Regions from separate parts of the Homo sapiens genome. Here region 1 is linked to region 2. A link is a loop called in an ENCODE intact Hi-C map of the cell type or tissue named here. Cell type or tissue: Caco-2. All regions are shown on one strand. Each heading gives the region's core, and the rest is flanking DNA. Links, peaks and the distances in the headings are about the cores only. Region 1 has its middle 22 kb from the start of GRAMD1B. Region 2 overlaps CLMP (CXADR like cell adhesion molecule).

The links. Peaks named below come from ENCODE experiments on the same cell type or tissue, not always from the same donor. Only the 100,000 strongest peaks of a DNase experiment are listed, where the experiment ranks them.
Region 1: a loop joins it to region 2, with 7 times the contacts of the local background. A loop is called at or near these places in 5 of 110 quality-filtered maps.

Annotation. Positions count from the first base shown.
Region 1 is chr11:123,402,913-123,412,858 of GRCh38, reverse strand. It overlaps a transcript of GRAMD1B not described here. Among named protein-coding and RNA genes, the nearest start is that of GRAMD1B, 22 kb to the left of the region's middle. RefSeq lists enhancers at 3,270-3,449, 4,470-5,378, 7,237-7,326, 7,129-7,645. In Caco-2, for the core only: a CTCF peak has its summit at 5,300 (motif pointing left); a DNase peak (open chromatin) is centred at 5,288; H3K27me3 peaks cover 356 bases.
Region 2 is chr11:123,097,767-123,107,712 of GRCh38, reverse strand. CLMP (CXADR like cell adhesion molecule) reads left to right here. Exons shown (of 7, transcript NM_024769.5): 2 at 9,761-9,918. Among named protein-coding and RNA genes, the nearest start is that of HSPA8, 41 kb to the right of the region's middle. In Caco-2, for the core only: CTCF peaks have their summits at 4,094 and 4,301 (motif pointing left); a DNase peak (open chromatin) is centred at 4,292.

The DNA.
Region 1 (9,946 bases), core at 2,568-7,567, 300 kb before region 2:
AGTAAGCCGAGATCGCGCCACTGCACTCCAGCCTGGGCCACAAGAGCAAAACTCCATCTCAAAAATAAAAACTTTAGTTTTTTTTTATTAAAAAATGAAGAGAGGGCATATGGGTCTTTAGGGTTTCTTAGCTTAAAATATGAAATCAGACAAAATTATGGAGAAAATGTTATGTTTTCAGGGCTGGGTTTTCTATATCAGCACAACATTTTTGGAAAGCAATGTGGGAAAATGTAGTTAGAACCATAAAACTAGTGATATCTTTTGACCTTACAATCCTGCTCCTAAGAGTGTTGTAGTTTGGAGGAGTGGGGGCATTGGAGTTAGGCAGACCTGAGCATGAATCCTGGCTCTGTACTCTGTATTCACTGGCTTGTGTGATTTAGCTGAACTACTGACTTCTCTGGGCTTAGTCTCTTTCTGCATGAAAGAGGAAAAATAATATGCACATCATGCATTGTGAACATTAACTGATACACCACAGGTAAAGTGTCAAGTACAGTGCCTTGCACATGATAGGCACACAACAAATGGCTTTAGTTTTTCTTTAACAGCAATAATTATTATTTATTCTGCAAGAGAAAATGTTTATTTAAGTGAAAAGTTGACAACAATCAAAACACCAAATAACAAAATGACTAAGGAAATTGTTATATTTCCACTAAAAAAGAAATGCAACTAATTACAAATATAAACATATATCCACTGTATATTAACTAGTTTATGATAACTTTTGCATACATTTGCTGGAAGTGGAATAAAAATACACATACACTTACCACATTATGTATCTCTGTGTATGTATATGTATTACATATATATACAACACATGTATTTATATATAACATAATTTTCTATGTTGTATTAAGTAGTATCATTATAGATTTCACTTGTTCATAATAATTGTTTTCAAAATAATAAAATATTTTTAACCTAAAAAACATCAAAATTGGAGGGTGAGGCAGGCGGATTGCTTGAGCCCAGGAGTTCAAGACCAGCCTGACAATATGGCAAAACCCCATCTCTACCAAAAAAATACAAAAATTACCCAAGCATGGTGGTGCACACCTGTAGTCCCAGCTAGTAGAGAGGCTGAGGTGGGAGGATCACTGAAGCCCTGGAAGTCAAGGCTGCAGTGAGCCATGTTCTGCACTCCAGCCTGTGTGACAGAGCAAGACCCTGCCTCAAAAAATAATAATGATAAAATGGCAAAATTAAATTAATTCCTTAATTGAAAATGAAAAAATCAGGAATGTGCAAGTGGTCATTGGGTATTTCTAAATCTCTGGGGGAATGTAACTTAAGCCAATAATACCAAGCCCACAACTGCTACATCAAACCTAAATAATACCAGATTTGTTCCAGAGCTGACATTATGATTTCGAGAGCTCTACCTACCAGGATTCCCAAAGCCATCATCTTCCTCATTTATTTAATTATTAGCTATCTGTTGCAGATATTTATTATACCTGCTATATGCCAGGCACCATGGTAGGTGATAAATCTGTAAGCATCCTGCCCTCAATGAACACATAACCTACTAAAGAAGATAAGTTGCCGGGTGCGGTGGCTCACACCTGTAATCCCAGCACTTTGGGAGGCTGAGGGGGGCGGATCACGAGATCAGGAGATCGAGACCATCCTGGCTAACACGGTGAAATACCGTCTCTACTAAATATACAAAAAATTAGCCGGGTGTGGTGGCGGGCGCCTATAGTCCCAGCTACTCGGGAGGCTGAGGCAGGAGAATGGCATGAACCCGGGAGGTGGAGCTTGCAGTGAGCCGAGATCATGCCACTGCACTCCAGCCTGGGTGACAGAGCAAGACTCCGTCTTAAAAAAAAAAAAAGAAGATAAGTTATTCAAATATTTAACCATGAGGCAGTGAGATGTGCTATCAGAGGTATACAAGGCACTTTGGGGGTTTCATCCATTTTCTCAAACCATTAGGTAGGCATGAAGATGGAGAGGTGTCTTACAGGTAAATATAAATAAATAAAATAAAGCTTGCCTAGAAGTCACTTGGTAATTAAGTGGCAGAGTGTGGGCCTGATCTCATGTCTTCTAATGACACACTGTCTGCTCTCTTCACTCTAGCACAGCCTCTCCCTACGTAAAGTGATCTGGAAGTTCTCTTTGCCAGCATCTTCTTTCTAGATCTTCTTTGTCTTTCCTCAAACCCTCAGGAAGCATGTGCTCTTCCAGCTCTCAAGAAGAAGACATGGCTGCACTGCTCTTAGGGGATGTGGTCTGCAGGTGCTACTGGCGGGTGGAGCAGGGACAAACAGAAGGGGACTGGTTCCAGGGTCTTGTGTAGGCAGAGAACCGTGATTCTGCAGGTGGGACTCCCTGGCAGTATCGGAGTCACCGATGGAGCATCTAAGGACATCTGGGGACAACTGATTTTGCTCAAAAGTATTTGTTTTTGCTCTCTCTCAGGAGTTTGGGGCAAGAAATCTTCTGCTTCTCTCCAGATCCTATCTTCCTCCCTTCCACCCCATCATAACATTTTCACTTCCCCTTCCTCCTCTGTTTCTTTCTCTCTCTTCTCAGTAAGATTCCCCAACACACACACTTTTTTTTTTGGCATCTGGTTTTTTTGTTTGTTTGTTTTTTGTTTGTTTTTGTTTCTGTTTTTTTGTTTTTGTTTTTGTTTTTGCTTTTATAAGCTCCTTTTTTCTTGTCCCAAAATCTTCTCTTCTATGAGTCCTGAGTTGCTGGTCCCTGACCTCATAATCATAAACCTCATAGTCTCAGCCGCCTGCAGGCCTCCCTGTGCTGATTAGGATCAGCCTGTCTGGCACAGGGGGTCAGAAAGGGAAAGGCACAAGGCAGAGATGGAGAACACATTTCCAAAATCTGATCTTGTGACTCCATAAGTCCAACTCCACCACAATTTGGACTAATTGGACCTCAGTGAGGCTAAGTTACGGAACTATTGTTCGCCACTAAAGGAAAGCGTGAGGCGAGCACTCACTACACCTTTGGAGAAAGAACACTTTCTTTAAATGTTCTAAAGCCTCTTGCTTTGAGCTGCTTGTTGTGGGTTTTGTTGTTAGTTTGTTTGAACTATATTTTCAGGCACCTAAGTCACAGACTTTGAAAGCAGAAATAAAGCCCTTCTTTATTTTTCACAGGCCCTTGTTTGCAGGAACCCATGCTGGCTGCAGGCAGAAGTCGCAGAGTTTCAAGCATGTCTCATCTGTCTACAGGTAATTAGGCTGTGCTGTGGTAACGAGCACCCAGGGGACTGGATGGTGGGCACATTTTAAAAACCAAAGACGAATAATTGACAATTGCAGTCTCGTTCTCAGAAACTTCTGTTTGGGCTTCAAGACAGCGAAGGGCAGGAAAGACAGACACCAGAAGTGTCCCAGCTAAGATATGCAAGTTCTCAGCAGTGTCAGGGGAGCAAGAGTGGGGCATTTTAGAGATCAGATGAGATGACTGCGGCACAGTTACCAACATAAACGCCAACGTCTGTATGTACACAGCCCTTTGAGATTAAAACACTGCTACACATATAACACTCAATAAGGGAAGTGGGATAGGTGGGATGCTACTTTGTAGATGAGAAAAGAGGACCAGAGAAATTATACAATTTGCATGAGTCGCATAGTAAGAGGCAAAGGCAGGATTTCCAGCCAGGTGTGCTCCTTCCAAATTACCATAATTATCAAAAGCACTGGCACAGCAGTTATGTGATAAAACAAAGAACTGCGTTGAGAATCTAAGTCTCCTTAATTCCAGGTCAAAGTCTTTTTACTACCTAAAAAAACAAACTATGTAATCATATTTCTTTTCCTATTGTTCTTGGTAAAGATTAATCAGCGTTGTCTCTGGGTAAATAATAATAACATAAAAAAGAGGGCAAGTGTAATACAACAGCTCAATTCTTGTCCTATGGCATCTAGTCTTCTGAAACAATAGATATTGTACTTTATCTGGAGGGTAGAAGCAGCATTCTGCTTTCAGCTTCAGAGGTCTAGCTTAGAAAAACACAAAAATGTAAATATTGACAGGCTGGGTCAGCATCAGCGTTAGGAGGCAGAGTTATCCTGCATGAATTCATGCTTAGCGCAATTTAGAGATAATTCAAATTGTCCTACCAGAGTCCCAGTACATCCTAGTGAATTCCACTTATGTCTGAATGCTCACTACCCATGAGTGCCTAAGCACATAGGTAGTCTTGCCAAACTTCTTCAGTCTTTCCTATGGACAACACCCTCTGGCTCAAGGGCTGTGGAGGAAAGGGAGGGAGTCTCAGAATTTATCTTCATTCAATTCTGCTGTTTTCTTAGAAAACAGTGAGCTGTAACATGCCATCCATTTACACATCAACTCATCCAAGTTACTGTGAAAAATAAAATAGAATTCTGATCCTTTGGTTGGGCAATTAGTGACTTCTGCGTTCCAGTACTCGTTTTAACATAACCTAGATCCTGTGTCTACACAAAGTAAGAACAATGCAGGGTGAGGGGGGTTATCAGCCATGCAAACAAATAGCTGTAAAAACATAACGAAGGGCCAGAAAAATCCCAACTGGTTTTCTCCACCAGTGTAATGCCATGTTAGAATTCCTTTCCATTTCACTTCATTTTCTATTGTGTGACAGTCGTAGAGTCCTGACCTTTTCTGAGAGTGGCTGAGAAAGCGTTAAGTCCACAAAAGCTGATTATTCCGTCAAGTTTACACAGTGGGACAGTGACTCCTGGCTTAGGATTTACCATTAGGCTACACAGTCAGCCCCACACTGGTGTTCTAAAGTTTAGCTACAATGCTAAAGGCTCCAAAAGGCCACTTTCCTAATCCCATTCACAGACATCTACATTATCTCGTTTGAAAGTGTCAAGATGATGATCCTAACCCCCAGAGGCTTCACCTCATCATAACAAAAAACCTCATCACTTTAGATTCAGGACCCTGTGGAGTTCCCTTAGTGGGCAATGAGCCATTTGCCTATTGTCTATGGAAAAGCCTAGACTGTGAGCCCCTGGGGAGCTGAGGCTTTGCTTTTTTGAAGGTTGTATTTGCAGAGCTTAGTTTACAGGCAGTACACAAGCAGCATTCAGTGGTTACCTGTTAATCAATGAATGCACCTGCACGTTTAATTTGGGGAGATGACAGAGATAAGCCTAAGCCTGTCAATTTGATTTTCTTCAGCATTCTGGGACTCTGATTTGGCCCCTCATGCTCTGAAAAGGTCATGAAACTAACCCCGTGTAAAACTGCCAAGCTATAACCCAGACAGAAATGGCAGATCACCTGGTGGTGTGACCAACAGGTTCCTAATGCCCTCTGGTGGCCAGGATGATTCCAGATGTCCAAGTCCCCACAGCTTTCCTAAGGCTTTCAATTTAAGCACCCTGGAAGCCAAGAGCCTGCAGGTTTCACCTGATCCAAACAAGAGAGTCCTGGGTCTGTGGGCCAGAAACATGCCAGCCCCTTCCCAAAGTTCCCTGAGGAAGTTTCTCATCCGTTTCCTGAGAGCAGACGGATATGTCAAGAAGCCAAAACGGAAGCTTTTAATGTGAACTGCCTTTCAGTGAATGGTCTGTGGTTTCGAGAGTTCCCCGGGAAAAAAAAAAAATTCAAAGGAAGTAATAATTTCCAGTCTGGAATGTTCAGCTTTCCATTTGTTTGGGATTTTCAGATCAGCTCACCTTTCTGAGTGTTATAGACCTGTAGAAGCCTTCAAATTTTGTATTGCTAGCATTCCATGATTACATTCCCATTTTATGGAAAGACAAACTGAAGATACAAAGCAATTATTGAAAAAACAATAACCATTCTCTCAAGCCTACAGAAGGCTTTCATTTTTGTTTCATTTTAAACATGTGGTAAGTGAAAAAGAAACCTAAACTGCCACAGGGAGTTTTAGGGTAAATACCACAGGTGCAGGGATCTGCATGTTTTATTCCACTGTTGACTTCCCAGCACCTGAAACAGTGTCTGGCACATTGATATATATTTGGTGCATGAACGAATGAATGAACTGAGCCTGAAGATAAAGAGGTGTTTCTGATGACAATTATTGTATATTGGTACTAGTTAGTCCTTGTTTGGAGAAAATGTCATCTCCTCCCTTGAGAGCCCTTAAAAGAGAGTTGAATTCTCATTTATCTTAAAAAATATAAAATGTGAGGGCTGGAAGTCTTCATTGTCATTCATTTACTTCATAAATGAGTAAAATGAAGCTCAGAGAAGTTAAACAATAACACTCCATAGATCACAGAGCTATGTAGTGGCAGAGCCCAGAGTGAATCCAATTCTTCACCCCTAACAATTTCTTTAAAAAACAACAATGGGCCCGGCAGAGTGGCTCACACCTGTAATCCCAGCACTGTGGGAGGCCAAGGCAGGTGGATCACAAGGTCAGGAGTTCGAGACCAGCCTGGACAATATGGTGAAACCCCGTCTCTACTAAAAATACCAACATTAGCTGGGTGTGGTGGCACATGCCTGTAGTCCCAGCTACTCGGGAGGCTGAGGCGGGAGAATCACTTGAACCCAGTCGGTGGAGGTTGCAGTGAGCTGAGATCGTGCCACTGCACTCCAGCCTGGGTGACAGAGTGAGACTCCGTCTCAAAAAAAAAAAAGCAACAATGGGCTGGGTACAGTAGCTCACACCTGTAATCCCAGAACTTTAGGAGGATCACTTGAAGTCAGGAGTTCGAGACCAGTCTGGCCAACATAGTGAAAACCCGTCTCTACTCAAAATTCAAAAATTAGCCAGAAATCATTTGAACCCGGGAGGCAGAGGTTGCAGAGAGCTGAGATCGCATCACTGCACTCCAGCCTGGGCAACAGAGCAAGACTCTGTCTCAAAAAAAAAAAAAAAAGGAATAATGTTCAGTTTTTGACTGTGACCCACAATAAGAAGCACGATGTAACCCAGTATATATACATGCACATGCAAACAAGTGTGCACACAAAATACTGAAAAAGAATTTAAGAAACAACACTCACCTTCTCCATGTAAAGCAACCTGGTCTGATGTACAGTATATTCTATTTAATTTTTCATAATATTGTGCTCATAACTCCCTAAATTCATTTTACATCCTTAAATTTCAAAACACTTCACTATAGCATCTTGCCTACTATGCCCTCTCCCCTTGTACAGGGCTAAAGTCCTCCAGAATCTTCTGCCCATAAAGAGAACGAGAGTGATCAGCTTTTGGGGACCTGTTGGCCCAAAGTTCCTAATTCTCTGACTTGGTACAGGCCGTATCTCCCACTGTCAAGTTTCATCTAACTTGCAAGAGTCCAGTCCAAGCAACTCTCATTTCCAGCCAGGGTAACCACAACAGTGCATCTCAAACACAGACCCAAGTTATCCGCAGCAGCCTTGTGCCCGTCCTTGACTGGTTCTCTAACCCACAAGTTAGCAGGGATTTGCATCTCTACATAAAATAGCAAGTCTTTATCTCCCGCTGGCCCCTCTCCACTGCCGTCACTCTCCCCTTACCCTGGGAGCCTTCGAGGGGGGAGGATGGTGGCAGCCAGATGAAGAGCAGAGAAGGGTCAGAGCAGGACAAGTGGTTGGGTCTGAGGTCACCAGCTACATAAGTAGGTGTGAACAGATGGACTGCTAGACAGTCTTAAGGCTGTAGGCAGTCTCTCTCTCTCTCTCTTTCACACACACACACACACACACACACACATGCACACATGATTACAACATACTCTCCCTTCTTTTTAACTGTTTGATAATTTTCTCCACCATCTCTTCCCCCAACTTCTACCAAATTCTCTCCCTCTCTCTCTCTCTCTGTCTCTTGCTAACATAGTTAATATGGTGAGAAGACAGTTTCTTGGCTATTTCCCTTCTGACTGACAGGTTGAAGCTTTCTTCTCTGACTTCCCATTTTCCTGCTGAAAATCAGCAAGACAGGATTTGGCAAGAGAGTGCTTTGTGGTAGCCAGGGCTGAAAACCTCCCTACAGCAACCTGGGCACATTCCCACGACCCCCTGACAACAGGCGGAATTTCTAAGGTTGGCAGCTGAGCCCCTCTCATGAGCACTGCAAAAGCTGCAGGCTGCGTTTGTCTCTTAACGATGAGTATCGACTTGCCTGCAAGGCTGCGCAGTGAAGGCCATGAAACAGCAGACGAAGTTGAGTAATGCTTTGAATTTTTATCACCCATTTCAGATTTTCTCATGAATGATTTTTGACACTAGAGTTCCAGGTCTGGGGTTCTGCTCCAAAAGGAGAAGATTAGAATGAAGTTGGGAGGCAGAAGAGTACTACCCTAACCCTAGCTCTGCCACCAAAGTGCTGTGTGATCTTAAGTGCTTAACATCTCTGGCTCTCATTTATCTCAATTTTAAAATGTGAGATTAGATTTTAAAAACAACAATTGATCAGTTACCTTCAATGGTCTTTTCAGTTGTTCAGAAACTAATTTATTCTATTGAAAACAGTCAAATAAAGGAAATGAATCAAGCATTTGTTCTTGCTTTCCCATATCGACCACAATAGTGAGGAATCAGATACTTGCTGAAGAGAGGTACCTCTTTGAAAAGTATTCCCACAAATTAATAAAAAAGAAATGATAGAAGATTACTGTTTTGCAACATCTAGTGAATTGATGAATCTACACATGGAACAGTAATCACTGCTCACGCCACAAAAAGAGAGACAATCAGGCATTACGTGCTTCTCAATGAGAGAATATAACATTGTGTGCAATCCTGCCAAAAAGATTAGACCTAGGCAGATAAAACTTCTGAATTCAGCAACCAATTTGCAAGGAATAAAAGGGACAGAGAACATGTCAAACTGCACTCTGAGGATGAAATCAGCAAGTTCCAAACAGTGAGAAACACTGTAAGTCAAATGTCCTAGGTTCTTTCAAAAAAATAAGGTTAACAAAAAGAAAGACACGTAAGGTGAACTTGTAGAGTTAAAGCAACTTACAAGATGCGTCAATTTTTTCTTTTTCTAAGTGGCAAAGACTAGGCTAAAATGCCAGGAGAGTCACGGTTGGGTGATAAAACTAATGACAAGCAGGCCGGGCGCGGTGGCTCACGTCTGTAATCCCAGCACTTTGGGAGGCCAAGGCGGGCAGATCACCTGAGGTCAGGAGTTCGAGACTAGCCTCACCAACGTAGCGAAACCCCCTCTCTACTAAAAATACAAAAATTAGCTGAGCGTGGTTGTGCATGCCTGTAATCCCAGCTACTCGGGAGGCTGAGGCAGGAGAACTGCTTGAACCCGGGAGGCAGAGGTTGTAGTGAGCCGAGATTGCTGCCACTGCACTCCAGCCTGGGTGATGGAGTAAGACTCTGTCTTAAAACAATTTTACAAACAAACAAAAAACTAAAACAAAAAACAAAAAAAGCCTAACAACAAGAGACGAAATTATTATTATTATTATTATTATTATTATTATTATTATTATTATCATCATCATCATCATTATTTTGAGACTGAGTTTAGCTCTTGTTGCCCAGGCTGGAGTGCAATGGCATGATCTCAGCTCACTGCAACCTCCATCTCCTGTGTTCAAACAATTCTCCTGCCTCAGCCTCCTGAGTAGCTGGGACTACAGGCATGCACCATCACGCCTGGCTAATTTTTTTGTAATTTTAGTAGAGACAGGGTTTCACCATGTTGGTCAGGCTGGTCTTAAACTCCTGACCTCAAGTGATCCACCAGCCTCGGCCTCCCAAAGTGCTGGGATTACAGGCGTGAGCCTCCGTGCCCGGCCCAGGAAATGATTTATTTAAGAGCCAGAGGAATGATTGCCTTTGGGGAGGAAAGAGTCTGTGTTTGGATCAGGGTCCACAGAGGGCTTCTGAAGAAGCTAGCAGAGTTCTGTGTCATGTGTACTCTTTCCCGTATCTATGTTTTATTTTACAGTAAGATGGTTTAAAAAAAAAAAAGATTTTTAATCCTTTGGGTATATATACCCAGTAATGGGATTGCTGGGTCAAATGG
Region 2 (9,946 bases), core at 1,925-6,924:
TCCATGTGGTATGTTTTCTGGTTTTCCCTGTCTTTCAAAATGCAACACGGTGGTGGCCCATGCCTGTGATCCCAGCACTTTCAGAGGCCGAGGCGGGAGGACTGCTTGAGCTCAGGAGCCTGAGGCCAGCCTGGGCAACATAGTGAAACCCTGTTTCTGAAAAAAAAAAAAAAAAAAATTTAGGTCAGGTGCGGTGGCTCGCACCTGTAATCCCAGCACTTTGGGAGGCTGAAGTGGGAGGATCACCTGAGGTCAGGACTTTGAGACCAGCCTGGCCAACACGGTGAAAGCCCATCTCTACTAAAAATACGAAAATTTGCCAGATGTGGTGGCATGCGCCTATAATCCCAGCTATTCACAAGGCTGAGGCAGGAGAATCGCTTGAACCCAGGAGGCCGAGGTTTCGGTGAGCTGAGATCACGCCACTGCACTCCAGCCTGGGTGACAGAGTGAGACTCCGTCTAAATTAAAAAAAAAAAATTTCATTAGCCAGGCATGGTGGTGAAAGCCTATAGTCCCAGCTACTTGGGAGGCTGAGGTGGGAGGATCACTTGAGCCCAGGGAGTTCAGGCTGCAGTGAGTTATGATTGTGCCACTGCACTCCAGCCTGGCAGAAAGAGCATCTGAGACCCTGTCTCAAAAAAAAAAAATGCAGCAAGTACAATTATTATTATTATTATTTTTTTTTTTTTTTGAGACGGAGTCTCGCTCTGTCGCCCAGGCTGGAGTGCAGTGGCTCAATCCGGCTCACTGCAAGCTCCGCCTCCCGGGTTCACACCATTCTCCTGCCTCAGCCTCCCGAGTAGCTGGGACTACAGGCGCCCACCACCTCGCCGGGCTAATTTTTTGTATTTTTAGTAGAGACGGGGTTTCACTGTGTTAGCCAGGATGGTCTCGATCTCCTGACCTCGTGATCCGCCCACCTCGACCTCCCAACGTGCTGGGATTACAGGCGTGAGCCACTGCACCCAGCCACAAGTACAATTATTAATAGTAGTTGCCATTTGCTGAGTGTGTGCTACATACCATGCGCCAGTGCTAGACACTTTCATGCATCATATGTAATGCTTACAATAACTTCCAAAGTTGATGTTTTTATTTTCCTTTTACGGAAAAGTAAACAACTTGGAGCAATCAGGGAATTAATTGGTCTTACAGCCACTACTCAAGTCCAGACCTCTCAGACTCCAAAGCTCATCCTCTTTCTATTGCATCATGCTGTGTCTTGAACTGCATACAGTGTTCCATAAACAATCTGGAAGGCAGGCACGTGCGCGCGCGCGCGCGCACACACACACACACACACACACACACACACACACACACACACCTCCTACAGAATTATATATGTAGCTGGGGTGAAGGGAAAACTTCCCGTCTGCCCGCTGAAGGTTCATTGAAAAGCACTGACAAGAGGCAGATTAATAGGAGAAAAGGCATACAAATTTAATAAACTGTTCAAGAGTGTCCAATCTTTTTGCTTCCCTGAGCCACACTGGAAGAAGAAGAATTATCTTGGGCCACACATAAAATACACTAACAACAGCTGATGAGCTAAAAAAAAAAATAGAATAAAATCACAATAAAATCTCATAATAGCAGGGCATGGTGGCTCACAGCTGTAATTCCAGCACTTCAGAAGTCTGAGGTGGGTGGATCACTGAGGTCAGGAGTTCGAGACCAGCCTGGCCAACATGGTGAAACCCCGTCTCTACTAAAAATACAAAAATTAGCCAGGCGTGGTGGCGTGGGCCTGTAATCCCAGCTACTCGGGAGGCTGAGGCACAAGAATCGCTGGAACCCGGGAGGCGGAGGTTGCAGTGAGCTGAGATTGCGCTACTGTACTCCAGCCTGGGTGACAGAGCAAGATTGTCTCAAAAAAAAAAAAACAAAAAACAAACAAACAAAAACCACAGTTCCTCCTGCCCATCTCTTTGAAGGGGGTCTTAAGGTTCAGGAGAATCTATGAGAAAATGTAAATACGGCTTGGCACAGTGGCTCACACCTATAATCCCAGCACTTTGGGAGTCCAAGATAGGCAGATCACCTGAGGTCAGGAGTTTGAGACAAACCTGACAAACGTGGCAAAACCCTGTCTCTACTAAAAATACAAAATTAACCAGGTGTGGTGGCGCATGCCTGTAATCCCAGCTATTCACGTGGCTGAGGCAGGAGAATCGCTTGAACCCAGGAGGCGGAGGTTGTGGTGAGCCAAGATTGTGCCACTGCACTCCAGCCTGGGCGACAGAGCAAGACTCCATCTCAAAAAAAAAGAAAGAAAGAAAAGAAGAAAGAAAGAGAGAGAGAGGAAGGAAGGAAGGAAGGAAGGGAGGGAGGGAGGGAGGGAGGGAGGGAGGGAAGGGAAGGAAATAAATGTAAATACCTTTTAGAGGATAAAACTTTAAACTACTCTTAATTGAGTGTAGGCAGCAGTCATGTGAGAAAAAGTCCCTTCTAGCAGAGATGAGCAGGGGAAGAGAACTAACATTTTAATGGGAGACTCCTATGTGCTTTCACAATGCTAGCTGCTTTCCTCAGTGTCTTCTTTAATTCCCATTTTGCGGATGGAAACACTAAGGCTCAGAAGGTAATTTTCTCAAGCTCCCAGAGGTCCTTTGATAAGTGCCTGAGGTGCATGCAAAAGCTCCCACTTAGGGAGAGCTTGCGGCTTCCCTGAAGGCATTCTGCCTGTGCCTAAGGAGGCAGTCCTTACCACTGCCACCACTCAGCACCTCTTCCCATAGGTAAATGCTGCAACAGAATCCTAGCAGAGACTATTCCCTTACTTGCAATTCTGCCACTAATTAGTTTTGTGACGTGACATCTCAATTCTCTGGGGTGCAATCTCCTCATAAGTTAAACTGATGATCTCTAAAGTCTTTCCTAACAAAGATGAATCTTCCAGTGCCCACGCAATCCAAGGCTAGCCACAGGATGGTCAGACTGCCCCTTTCCTCTCACCCATCAGATGGCAGACAAGCTCAGCAGCCCCCATGAGCACTGCTAAGCCTTGGAGTTAAAGACAGAGGCCGGACGCGGTGGCTCACACCTGTAATCCCAGCACTTTGGGAGGCTGAGGCGGGTGGATCATAAGGGGTCAGGAATTCGAGACGAGCCTGGCCAACATGGTGAAACCCCGTCTCTACTAAAGATACAAAAAATTAGCTGAGCATGGTGGCGCCTGCCTGTAATCCCAGCTACTTGAAAGGCTGAGGCAGGAGAATCGTTTGAACCTGGGAGGCGGAGGTTACAGCGAGCTGAGATGACGCCATTGCATTCCAGCCTGAGCAACAGGGCGAGACTCCGTCTGGGGAAAAAAAAAATAGAACCCAGGACCGGGCGCGGTGGCTCATGCCTGTAATCCTAGACTTTGGGAGGCTGAGGCGGGCAGATCACTTGAGGCCAGGAGTTTGAGACCAGCCTGGTCAACATGGAGAAACCCCATCTCTACTAAAAAAAATAGCTCGGTGGGTGGTGCAACCCTGTAATCCCAGTTACTCATGAACCCGAGATCACAGCACTGCACTCCAGCCTGGGCTACAGAGGGAGAATCTGGATTAAAAAAAAAAAAAAAAAAAAAAAAAGCCAGGCATGGTGGCTCAGGCCTGTAATCCCAGCACTTTGGGAGGCCGAGGCGGGCTGATCACCTGAGGTCAGGAGTTTGAAACCAGCTTGGCCAACGCAGTGAAATCCCGTCTCTACTAAAAATACAAAAATTAGCCAGGCATGGTGGTGCATGCCTGTAATCCCCGCTACTCAGGAGGCTGAGGCACAACAATCACTTTAACCTGGGAGGCAGAGGTTGCAGTGAGCCGAGATTGCGCGACTGCACTCTAGCCTGGGCAACAGAGTGACACTCTGTCTCAAAAAAAAAAAAAAAGAGACAGAACCCAGGCCCCTCTCTGCTTAGGTGGGTTTAAAAAAGAAAAGAAAAAAAAGTACAGAAGACCCTTTGAGCAATGTAAAAAAATGTAAAAGCTTTAATGTAAAAAAAAAGAAAGAAAGAAAGAAAAAAAAAGGGACAGAAGGAGAAGGACCTTAGAAATCTGTAGAAATCTCAGTGGCCTCCTGGAGTCTAACGAACTGAAGTTCAAGGAAGACTAGAAGTGTATGCGCCCTGATCTCATGGCTCCCTGCCTTGATGAAGCCATTTGTATTCACAGAGGGGCTCCTCCCTGCACTGCTGTATTTAATTCTGGATATGGTATAAATAGGACTTGGCTGACTGTCAAAGCACACCACCCGCCACAATGTTCCAGTTTTTTGGGGACATCAGACGAATCTGAGCCTTTGATTCCCTCTAGTGGCTTAAATTGGCAACTTTCATAGCTGGCTCTTGGCATTTGTTATTGAATGTTTAAGTATCTATTGTATGCACTAAATTGGTGCTGGGTTCTCTAGCTCTGCCTGGAATGTAGGGCACTGGTTTCATTTGAGCATTTTTGTGTCCGGTGGAAAGTGATCAGGGTTAAGCCAGAGCTCCTTCTTACAAAGCTCCTTCTTAACAAAGCTTAGCTTAGTACAGTGCAAACCAGTGAATTTCCCAGCTATTCTAAAGCTGCTTTATAGTAATTCTGGGAGGATGGGTTATTATATGGGTTATTTCTGCCGCTAAATGAGTTGTAGGACCTTGGGCTGTCTCTTTTACCCCTGGGTCTTAGTTTGCTCATTGGTAAAAATGAGCGTGTGGGTTACACTCAGATAAATTCAACAAATATTAATTGAACACCTGCAGTGTGAGACCCTGGGCTGAGTACTATGAGAAGGCAGCAATGAATGGTACTTGATGTCAAAGAGCTTACAGGATAATGGGAGAACCAGACATCCTGGAAGCCACATAAAATTGGGCAGGAGGAGGCTGGGCGTGGTAGCTCACACCTGTAATTCCAGCACTTTGGGAGGCTGAGGCGGGTGGATCACTTGAGGCCAAGAGTTCGAGACCAGCCTGACCAACATGGTGAAATCCTGTCTCTACTAAAAATACAAAAAAAAAAAAAAAAAAAAAGCTACTCGGGAGGCTGAGGCAGGAGAATCACTGGAACCTGGGAGGCGGAGGTTGCAGTGAGAGGAGATCGAGCCACTGCACTCCAGCCTGGGTGACAGAGCAAGACTATCTCAAAAAAAAAAAAAACCTGGCTGGGCACGGTGGCTGTCACCTGTAATCCCATCACTTTGGGAGGCCGAGGTGGGCGGATCACGAGGTCAGGAGATTGAGACCATCTTGGCCAACGTGGTGAAACCCTGTCTCTACTAAAAATACAAAAATTAGCTGGGTGTGGTGGCACATGCCTGTAGTCCCAGCTACTCAGGAGGCTGAGGCAGGAGAATCACTTGAACCGGGGAGTCGGAGGTTGCACTGAGCCAAGATTGTGCCACTGCACTCCAGCCTGGCGACAGAGAGACACTCCATCTCAAAAAAAAAAAAAAAAAAAACCTGGAAAGATAGCTCAAAGGGCCAATCTTAGGTTCTACAATAGTGTTATTTGCAGGAATAACTAGGGAAGTTGCATATCTTATTTTTTTTTTTTAGAGACAGGGTCTTACTCTGTCACCCATGCTGGAGTGCAGTGGTGCAATCATGGCTCACAACAGCCTCGACTTTCCAAGCTCAGGTGATCCTCCCACCTCAGCCCCCCAAGTAGCTGGGACTACAGGCTGGGCCGCCATGCCTGGCTAATTTTTGCATTTTTAGTGGAGATAGGGTTTGGCCATGTTGCCCAGGCTGGTCTCAAAACTCCTGGACTCAAGCAGTCCACCCACTCTGGCCTCCCAAAGTGCTGGGATTACAGGCATGAGCCACCGCACCCGGCCTGGAAGTTGCATATCTTATAACCTTGGAGTAATGGCTGACAATGGCTTATGCCTGTGCCTTACCAGGATTTAGTCTCTCCTTCCCAGCCTGATGGCCTCCCATTAGCTTTGCAAAAGCGGTTGAGTTTTGGGCAAGGCCTGTTATCATTTAAACTGTAACCTAAATGTCTTCCAAAGTTAGCTTGGCCCAATAGCCCAGGAATAATTAAGGGAAAGGGAAGATCCAGGGAGGGTTAGTTTAGCTTACTGTTATAATTTTCCCACTGATATAACACTTGCCAAGGCCGTTTCAGATGCCTCTGAGGGCTCCTCCCCAGCAGTCTCAGCCCAAGCAGCCTTGCTGCAGAATGAAGCACAATCTCCCCTGCTCCATTCTTCTTCATCTCATTTCCCTGAAAGCAAGAATACCGGAAGCCATTTTCCTTCCCACAGATTGGCTGCTAATCAATTTTGGTAAATAAACAGGGAATTAGAGAATTAGAAAATAAACAGGGAGGCCGGGTTTGGTGGCTCATGCCTGTAATCCCAGCACTTTGGGAGGCCGAGGCAGGCGGATCACCTGAGGTCAGAAGTTTGAGACCAGCCTGGCTAACATGGTGAAGCCCCGTCTCTATTAAAAATACAGAAAAATCAGCCGGTGTGGCACACGCCTATAATCCCAGCTACTCCAGAGACTGAGACAGGAGAATGCCTTGAACCCAGGAGGCAGAGGTCGCAGTGAGCTGAGATCGCGCCACTGCACTCCAGCCTGGGTGACAGAGCGAGACTCCATCTCAAAAGAAAAGAAAAAGGCTGTTTCATATTTTGAAACCATCTGACAGGAAACTACAGAGAATGGAAGATAGAACTTGGGGGGATACAAGAATAGGTGTCTCTAAGGGAGGCAGGAACTCCTTGTAAGAGCCCACTTGTTCCCCAAGGTATTTCTGCACTCACAGAGAGGTCGGGGGCAGGCGGTGGGGGAGGAGGGTAGTAACCTGTCTCTAGGAAGGCTCTAAGGAGCAACCTGGAACCCAGCCCGTGACCTGGTATTGAAGCCTGTTTTGGGGAGGATGCCAAGCCCTGACTTCCTGTCTCAGTGGGAGGAAAAAAAAAGTGTTTTTGGGAAAAAGCAGAGAAATTAAGGGACCTGAGACAGTTTAGCCCAGGCACAATGGATGGAACAGAAGTGTTTCCAAGAGCTTCATTTAGAGGCACAAGAGAAATGAAAAATAAAGAAATAAAGCAAAGCAGGGCTGTGACTTCCTCTAACACAACAACTGAGGGTGGACACTATTTGCAGAGCTGTGTGAGCATCAGCAGTGGAAAGGGAGGCGCCGCCTGGGGAAAGAACACAGGGATGCCTGTTGGACAGATGCCTGCATCACAATGGACTTGAATCTAAACTCAGTGCCTACCCTCCCCAGCTCACCCCCAAATAAAACACATCGTACTCCTGGCTTCCCCATCACTGCTACTGCGATCACCATCCTACCAGTCATGCAAGCTTGAAAACAATCTTTGGTTTTTTTTTTTTTTTCTGAGAGGGAGTCTCGCTCTGTCACCCAGGCTGGAGTGCAATGGTGCGATCTCGGCTCACTGCAACCTCTGCCTCCTGGGTTCAAGCGATTCTCCAGCCTCAGCCTCTGGAGTAGCTGGGATTACAGGCACCCACACACAGGCCCAGCTAAATGTTGTATTTTTAGTAGAGATGGGGTTTCACCATGTTGGCCATGGTTGGCCAGGCTGGTCTCAAACTCCTGACCTCAGTTGATCTGCCCTCCTCAGCCTCCCAAAGTGCTGGGATTACAGGCGTGAGCCACCGTGCCGGGCCCAGTCTTCGCTTTTGAATCCTTTTTCTTTCTCCTCTTAGATCCAGTCAGTTACTATATTCCGTAGTTTTGACTATCACATTACCTCGCAAATCCATCATTTGCTTTTTACTGCCTTCACCACTATCCTAGAGCAGTATCTCTTACTTGGAAAAATCTAATAGCATTTTCACAAATGTATGTCTCAATATTTCCCTTTTCCTGTGCATTCAACACACAACTCCTAAATTATCTCTTCCTTAAGCAAGAGATCATGTCACTGTGCTCACTGCGGCAAGAAAGGACTTTTATCCCATCAACTGCTTCACTTTTCCCGCATAATTTGTTTTATTTTTCCACATTTCTTCTTCACACCAGCCAAGCTGAACTATTACCATTCACTGAATATCTGCCCCCCACCGCCTCTCCCATCCTGTGCTTTTGATCCCATCATCTCCCCCAACATCTCAACACCTTTCCTCCTCCTCTATTCTATCCACATGAATTCCATTTTCCAAGCTCCATATCAAATGTCACCTTCTCCATAATAAAATAAATTGCCTTTTATTCAGAGCCACTCAGTGCTAAACACTATGCTAGATGATTTACATACTCTGTTTCTAATATTTACAAAACCCTGGAAGGATTTCAGCTTTTCCTGAACCCTATAATTAATTGCCTATAATTTCTCTCCTCTAAATTTGCATAGCCCTTTGATCATAAATAATTTCCCTTTATACTACAGTATTTGTGTAATTGTCTTTTCATCCTTCTAAATACATGCTACTGGTCAGCAACAACTGTTACTAGACTTAAAGAAAGTAAGAAGGTTCATCTCTAAGGTTTTCTCCAGCTTCAAATGACTATGACTCTATAACTTAAGAACATGAGTTTCTGGGCAACTTAGTGCAGTTTCCATGAGTATCATCTTCTTGGAAGCCTCTGCTAATAGAAGACAGAAAGATCAAAAACACAGTTGTTTCCAGGCACGGTGGCTCATGCCTGCAATTCTAGCACTTTGTGAGGCCAAGGTTGGAGAATCGCTTCAGCCCAGAAGTAACCTGGGACCTGGCATAATAACAGAGCAAGACCCTGTCTCTACAAAAAATTAGCCAGCACGGCCGGACGCGGTGGCTCACGCCTGCAATCCCAGCACTTTGGGAGGCTGAGGAGGGTGGATGGTGAGGTCAAGAGTTCAAGACTAGCCTGGCCAAGATGGTGAAACCCCGTCTCTACTAAAAAGTACAAAAATTACAGCGTGCCTGTAATCCCAGCTACTTGGGAGGCTGAGGCACGAGAATCGCTTGAACCTGGGGGACGGAGGTTGCAGTGAGCCGAGATCGCACCACTGCACTCCAGCCTGGGTGACAGAGCGAGACTCTATCTCAAAAAAAAAAAAAAAAAAAAAAATTAGCCAGGATGGTGGCATGTGCCTATAGTCTTAGCTTCTCTGGAGCCTGAGGTGGGAGGATCTCTTGAATTGGTGAGGTCGAGGGTGCAATGAGCCATGATTGCACCACTGAACTCCAGCCTGGTCATCAGAGAGACACTCAATCTCTCTAAAAACAAACAAACAAACAAACAGGCCGGGCACAGTGGCTCATGCTTATAATACCAGCACTTTGGGAGACCAAGGCGGGTGGATCACCTGAAGTTAGGAGTTCGAGACCAGCCTGGCCAACATGGTGAAACCCTGTCTCTACTAAAAATACAAAAATTAGCTGGGTGTGGTGGCATGCGCCTGTAGTTCCAGCTACTCACGAGGCTAAGGCAGGAGAATCACTTGAACTCAGGAGGCAGAGGTTGCAGTGAGCCGAGATCATGCCATTGCACTCCAGCCTGGGCGACAAGAGCAAAACTCCATCTCAAAAAAAAAAAGTTAACATGAGCAATTTCATTGTTCATAAAGACCAAGTAAGGTAAGAAAGACAGGCACTAGTAGGATGTAATTTGGGGTGGTTAAAGAAGATGTGATGAATTCAGTTAACGGAGGAGCCAGTGTGAGACCAGGACTTCTAGTACACCTGGTCTAGGACTCTTGCAACCCCTCCACATGCACTTGCCCACGGGAACATCCCATAATTCTTTGTTGTCATATTTGCTCCCCACACATTGCCATCCAGTCTCTGCATTACTCATTAAAGATTTTCCTCTTCCAGTTTCCTACTATGTTGGAACCTTGGGGACTCACACTGAGATCAAGAGAGTGGCAGAGGAAAAGGTCACTTTGCCCTGCCACCATCAACTGGGGCTTCCAGAAAAAGACACTCTGGATATTGAATGGCTGCTCACCGATAATGAAGGGAACCAAAAAGTGGTAAGTAGACACCTGGCTGGAGTCCCTC